Linked DNA regions of Homo sapiens: region 1 is linked to region 2. Evidence: chromatin contacts called from ENCODE Hi-C or POLR2A ChIA-PET data. All regions are on one chromosome and are shown on one strand. The core of a region is the stretch at or near the end of the contact, and the rest is flanking DNA. Distances in the headings are between cores, read along the strand shown.

Region 1 (3,272 bases), core at 692-3,191, 34 kb before region 2:
AAGAAAGGCATGTTTAGATGAAAGGAATTTAGCTGCCTGCATTGTTTCTTTGAATTAATATCTTACCCTGTACATAAGTATACAGTATAAGGCTGATACTTTGAAGTATAGGATTTCAAAAGGGGACATTTTAGGAAGGACAAAGGCTTTTAACGAAATTTCCAGGAAACTAAAGGCATTTCAGGCCTGCTTAGCTGAAGCACTTGTGAACATGCATGTATGACGAATGATTTCAATTGAAACCAGCACGAGTTTCACACAATTACCCAACACTTGGAAATAAAGACAAGAGAGGGTTAAGGTTAGGGTTAAGGTTAGTTTCTCCTTTCAGTGGCATACTGAAACATTGCTCAACAGACGCACCCAAGGATTGTTGTGTGAACTAAGGGAGTGCACCTCTGACTCACTCTTTACTGTTGATGGAGGACTCACACTTTATGAAGTTACACTTCAACATGTGTATCTTGTCTGGGAAAGGCAAATCATTTGAATCAGGTAATGAAGACTGCGAGAGGTTATGAGTGTGGTTGCATTGGAGCTCATTCATTAGTCTCAAATCTAGCACTCTTCACAGTCTTTGTATATACCTATACATCCTGATGTCCTCAACATGCTTTTTGAGCTACATTTACCATCTTACTGATTAATGTGTTAATAAGCTAATAAATCTAAACCTACACTCATTTTAGTTTTCCATGAGAGTAGTCTTGGAAAGATTTTTGAGCATTGTGCTTTCACACAATTTTGGACTTTTTATCTGTATCCTTGTTTTGGTGGTGGACTATAAGAGGTTATGCTATTTTTTATTTCTTGCTAGTTTCTTTTTTTAGAGATAGGGTCTCACACTGTCACCCAGGCTGGAATGCAGTGGTACGATCATAGCTCACTGCAACCTCGAACTCCTGAGCATAAGTGATCCTTCTGCCTGAGCCTCCCAAGTAGCCAGAACTACACTACAGGTGCATGCCACCATGGCTGGCTAATTTTTAAATTTTCTGTAGAGATAGGGTCTTGCTATGTTGCCCAGGCTGGTCTCCAAAGCCTGGCCTCAAATAATCCTCTGGCTTTGACCTTCCAAAGCACTGGGATTACAAAGGTGAAAAACCGTACCCAACATATAAAAGGTTATTAAGGCCGAGCACGGTGGCTCACTCCTATAATTCCAGAACTTTGGGAGGCTGAGGTGGGCAGATCACTAGAGGTCAAGAGTTCGAGACCATCCTGGCCAACATGGTGAAACCCTGTCTCTACTAAAAATACAAAAATTAGCCGAGCATGGTGGCGCGTGCCTGTAGTCCCAGTTACTCAGGAGGCTGAGGCAGGAGAATCGCTTGAACCCAGGAGGCAGAGCTTGCAGTGAGCCGAGATCGAGCCACTGCACTCCAGCCTGGCGACAGAGCAAGACTCCATCTCAAAAAAAAAAAAAAAAGTTATTAATAAAAGCACCAAGGGTGTGTTTTCTTGTGTCAGGCTCTTGTTAGTCCTGGGAAGAGGCCACAGACCAAAACTCCTCACTGCCCTGTCGTTATCTGTATGTAGAATAAAATGAAATGCCAGAATAAAATGCCTCATTTGGTTTCATCTGGATTTTTTTTTGCAAATGAAATTCTGTAATGATGGCCTGAGCAGATGTGAAAGGGGCATTTAGAACCAATTCCCAGTTGTTTTGTTTTATATTTGGATTGGGGTGCAAAATGGGCAAGAGAGAGTTGGGCTGTAGTAAAGGCAACACGAGGTCCCAAGGAAAGGAAAATTTAACCTGAAGGAAAATTCAGGGACTGTGTGAACTAAAATCCAAAATTTGTCATGCAGAGAGCTGTGATTAATTTCTTTCACAAGCTGCAGAAGAACAGATTTCCATTCTCGCTCACACAATTGAACTTGGTAATGCCTACACAACAGATGACTACTGCTACTCCCCTGGGCAAAGAAATTATCCCCGCCTCTGGTGCCCTGTGGGCTGAGTCATCTGCTCCTCCACTTCCTGGCTGTGTTTGCTCCTGGCGTCAAATCTTGCTGCTATCCAGCTGGGTTCCAATGATTATTTCAAAATTAACAGCCTAATGTCGTCCCGATGGGACCCGTCCCCACACTTATTACAAAAAATTGCTGTTACATAAACCACTTTTTTCCTTGTCCTATTTTCTGCCCCCTTTTTTAAATGTGTTGAGTTTCTTGGTTGAGGTTTTTTTTTGTTTTTTGTCCCCCATTCCCTTAGCCCCTTATCTTGCAAGTAAAGCACAGTGTCGCAGGGCTACAGGCCTGTTTTGTTTGTCAGTACAGCTTAGGAACTTTCTATACTAGCAAGATATCTGATGTGAGTCCCCTTCTAAAGAAACAACTGGAATGAATTTGAAAATCAAGTAGGAAACACCTTGAGTTAAATCTTTATCTTTTAATTGAGCTCTCTAGTTTCTCCTCTGCCCCATCAAAACAAAGGCTTATTGGAACTAAAAGATGACCCTTTTGCCCTTTAAACTGTACCAATCTATCCCCAGTTTCAAATGTGTTGCTCTCCATAACTCTTGTCTGTCCACATTTGGCAAGTCTTGTAATACACACGGATACCCTTGACTTAATATAGAGTGACCTCCTGGACAAGGCTTCTGTGCAACCTGCTTCTTGTCTTCTGAAGAGCAGAGCAGAGAGCTACTGGCAGCTCATCTCACACTTGACTATTCACAGAAATCACCTGGGGATCTTGTTAAAATGCAGGCTCTAGTTCAGGAGGTCTGGATGGGGCCTGAGAGTCTGCATTTCTAACAAGTTCCCCAGTGATGCTGTTGCTCATGCTGCTGGCTCTGGGACTATCCTTTGAGAACCGTTGCTCTGAAGCATCCCGTCTGTTTCAGGGCAGACGGCCTCATGACCTTTGCCAAAGGCAGAAGCAATGTTCTCTCTACACCATGGAAGAAACTCTAGGGCCTTTGTTGGCCAAGTCGGCCCCTCAGTACGCTCTGTCTGCTCTGCTCAATATTGGAGCCCCTAATCACATATGGTTCTTTAAATGCAGATTTAAATTAAAGATAAACAAGGTTAAACATTTTGTTCCTCAGTTGCATGAGCCACACTGCAAGTGCTCAACGGCAACAGGCCTCTGGTGGCTACTGTACTGAGCAGCAGAGGTAAAGAACATTTCCATCATCATGGGAAGTCCTGCTGGACAGTGCTGTCCTCCAGGAACTCCAAAAATCATTTCTCTCTCTCTCTCTCTCTCATCAAAGCTGCCGGGTTAAGGCCCACTCACACTGGGTAGCAAAGGCCTGCAGGAC
Region 2 (3,321 bases), core at 783-3,282:
GATGCTTATCCTAGAGGATATGAGATCTAACTTAACTTTTTCTTGAATGACTCAGGATCACCACCATTAATATAAATTATTTAACTGGGCTGACACATGGCAAAGATCTCAGGAGTTATTGATGTACAAAGGGATTGCTTGCTGCTGCAGTTGAAAAAATAAAATTTATTCTCTATTTAAACAAATAAAATGTCCTTCTATGTGTCAGATGGATACTGGTGCAGTGTGAGTGGCAGACATTAAGTGGATGAGGTCTTAAACTCAGATTCTAACAGCAGAGAGAGATGTGGTTAATAACTGTGAAACAAGGAAGAACGTGGATGGGCCAGCAGGGATGTGGAAAGAGATTATGTGCAGTGTGAGGATGTATTTGGGCAGAGCTTAGAAGGATTAGAAGATTTAGGATGTGGGGAGCATTTGGGGTTCTTCTCTTCATAGGGATTCTTCCCTTATTAAATGCCCTCTCAAGGAAGGAGAGCAACTACTTGAGTAGAATAAGGAGAATGCAGAATATTAAAGCATGCCACTAGGATCTGGGGCTGATTTTATGACCCTCACTCCCCGATTCAGTTCACCAGGTTGATCCTTCCCTGTTTCTTGTTCATTTACATTTTAGTCTTGACTCAAGATAAACTTTTCCAAATAGTGGAAGTTAGCATTACTTATGAAATGCAACATTCACAGCTTTAACCAAATCATGGCTTCCTAGTAGTTCCTAGGTTGTGATTATTACTGAAAAATAAGCTAACCAGAAATTTTTCCATTGAATTTTTAAAGCTCAAAATGAAATCTCCTTTTCAACAGACGGTGCTGAAACAACTATATATCTATGTGCCAAATAATAAAATTGAATCCCTACCTCACACCATATATCAAATGGAATCTCCTTGACTTCCCTGGAGTTCATAAACTGTTTATTGATTATATTACTGATTTTCTACTTTCAAAAGAGTGGTCTGCATTGGATGTTTGTATCCCCAGCATAAAATGATTTTTTTTTTTTTTGCACTTATTACAGAAACAGCAGCATTTGGATGGAAACACAACATGACACACCTTTCTCCAAAGTCTTCCTAACCAAGTCTCCCCCAAGAGGACTCTTGTGCATGTCATGGCTATTGATCATAATAAGCCAGAGTGGTTTCTTCTCCTGCATTTCCCCCTTGACTTCAAGGATAAAGTAGATCTTCAATTTCAAGACTTAATGTGGCCCTTGTATAATTCCAGCAGAATGACCAGAGTGATCCAATTATGTCATCTTCAGGTGAAAAACATGAATTTGGACCAAACATCCACTAAAGCCTGAATTTTTGTTTTCATGATGTCACCGTGTCAGTAGACATTGAGATCTGGAAAGAGTATACTTTCATAGCTCTGGGAATTACTGATAGAAGAATAATGTTTAATTTTTTTTGTTCTCTAAAGAGTATTGGGAAAATGTCAGAAGGGGAGGAAAGGAGGAGAGATCATTAGGAGAATGATTTATGGTGTGCTGAATCGAGTTGGAATTTCAGGCCTGATATCCATGTCTAGTCAGGAAGATTTCAAAGTTAGTAAGATAAACTGGTTTGCTTCTGGGGTGAGTTTTAGTTTTGTTTTGAAAGTTTTTGATTTCACCTTCTATGATTGTCCCCTTTAATCAAAGTAAAATAAGAAATAACATCATGGATCTGAAGGACATTGAAAGTTTCTCATTCTCTGCTCCTGCCTGTCCCTCCCTCACTGGAGAGTCATCCTGGTGAAAATATATTATTCAGGGATGAATTCTTCAGGTTGTTTAGAGCCCAGGTTTTTTTTTCTTCTTCTTTTTGATGTCTGTTTTTTAGCCATTGTCTTCTAGTCCTCAACAGAGGGACAAAAAGCAGTTAAAATTCAGATAGTTCTGATTTTTAATTCCTCATAACTTTGATAAGAGGTCAATGGGGAAGTGAAACAAGCTGAGGAGTAAACCAGATGGACTGCCAACGGGTTCATCAGACCCCTGCATGCAGCACTCTGAGTTGGGCTGAGGAGTATCTTCATTGGCATCCTTGTCACGTATGACTGAGTAGAGACAGAAAGCCACTAAATATTTTTTAAGGAAGTTAGGTTGTGTTAACTGCGAAGCTTTTGTTCAGACCATGATATGCAAGTTTGAGTTCAGAGCTGAACTTCTTGATAACAAGAGAAGACTGCATTACTGAAGGAACCAGTAATCTCCCATCTCCACCCTTTGCTCATGAAGCATTTATCTCATCTTGAAAATAAATGCTGAATTAATGTTTTTTTTTAATAAAAATATGTTTCGGGGGGCACCAAATTACGAGGTTATTCATGCCCTCGTGTCTCAGCCTGGACCTGAAGTGTCCCTCTAATTCATGAAAGGTAACTTTCACTGCTGGTGAAAGTGAATGCAAAGGCCATGGAAGAGCTAAACATGGATTCCCATTTATTCAACATGCTTTTCATGGCTTGAGTATGTGCCTGCCCCATACTGTGTGCCATGAAGAAGACAGACATGTGAAAGGCTCAATGTCAGCCCTCATGGGGCTTCCTGTGGTCAGGATATGAGGGTGTCATAAAGCTGTCCCAAAACTTCAGGAATGAATCTGGACAAATAACCATGTAAAAAATATTGTCATTCTGGAAAACAATCTTTTATATAACTTTTCTAACACTGAGAAAAATCATCTAAAGAAGAACTTGAAATGTTAACTTGAAAAGTATAGATTTAGGTAAAACTCTAAAACCTATAGGTTAATGTACAAAGATGTCTGTGGTGTCACTACTTACAACAGTGAAAGGTTTGAATCAACATAAGTGTCCAAGAGCAGCAGCATGATTAAGTACACTTTGGAATATACTGTAATAATAGGTCACCTTGAAGATGATGTTTCCAATGAGATTTTGAGGAAAAAACGTTTGATATAACAGGAAGTATAAAAAGCAATGTATAAAATTGCCTACATAGGATGATCTTTGCTATACAAAGTAACCTAGAGAAAGAAAAATATGCTGAAATGTTAACAATAGTTATCTATGGATTAGACTCTGGGTGATTGTCATTTAATCCTCTAGAGCTACAGGGTCCAACAGTCAGCCACAAGCCACATGTGGCTATATGAATTTCAGGCACAACACTAACCTAATTACCTGGATCCTTCTTGCATCCAAGTGGGTACATGTAACTTATGTGGACAGTGGGATGGGAACAGTTGGGACAGACACCACTTCCAGGCCTCATCAGAAAGTGATCTACACAATATTCCATGCCCTTGCCTTCTCTGCTTTCTGTGTAGCTATGGGAGAAGGACTTCAAGATGGTAGAACCACTGGATGGAC

What was found. Hi-C counts contacts between places; a loop is a spot of excess contacts on that map. ChIA-PET counts read pairs that join two places held with the same protein, here RNA polymerase II (POLR2A). Pooled maps may share reads with other maps.
Region 1: a loop to region 2 is called in a map of endothelial cell of umbilical vein, with 2.9 times the contacts of the local background. The contact joins two enhancer-like sites. A Hi-C loop is called at or near these places in 24 of 168 maps with a recorded cell type or tissue (B cell, CD14-positive monocyte, Calu3 and 17 more), 2 of 37 single-sample maps with no recorded cell type and 15 of 50 pooled maps. POLR2A ChIA-PET finds 5 or more read pairs at or near these places in 5 of 52 experiments (A673, MCF 10A, OCI-LY7 and 2 more).

Annotation. Positions count from the first base shown.
Region 1 is chr20:19,734,325-19,737,596 of GRCh38, reverse strand. No RefSeq gene overlaps it. Among named protein-coding and RNA genes, the nearest start is that of RIN2, 22 kb to the left of the region's middle. Within about 2 kb of position 1,941, at least 17 of the 41 ENCODE cell types and tissues checked have a DNase peak (open chromatin) inside an H3K27ac peak, as active enhancers do; they include CD14-positive monocyte, where a contact is called at or near this core.
Region 2 is chr20:19,700,307-19,703,627 of GRCh38, reverse strand. The region is part of intron 15 of SLC24A3 (solute carrier family 24 member 3); the gene reads right to left. Among named protein-coding and RNA genes, the nearest start is that of RIN2, 56 kb to the left of the region's middle. Within about 2 kb of position 2,032, at least 3 of the 41 ENCODE cell types and tissues checked have a DNase peak (open chromatin) inside an H3K27ac peak, as active enhancers do; they include CD14-positive monocyte, where a contact is called at or near this core.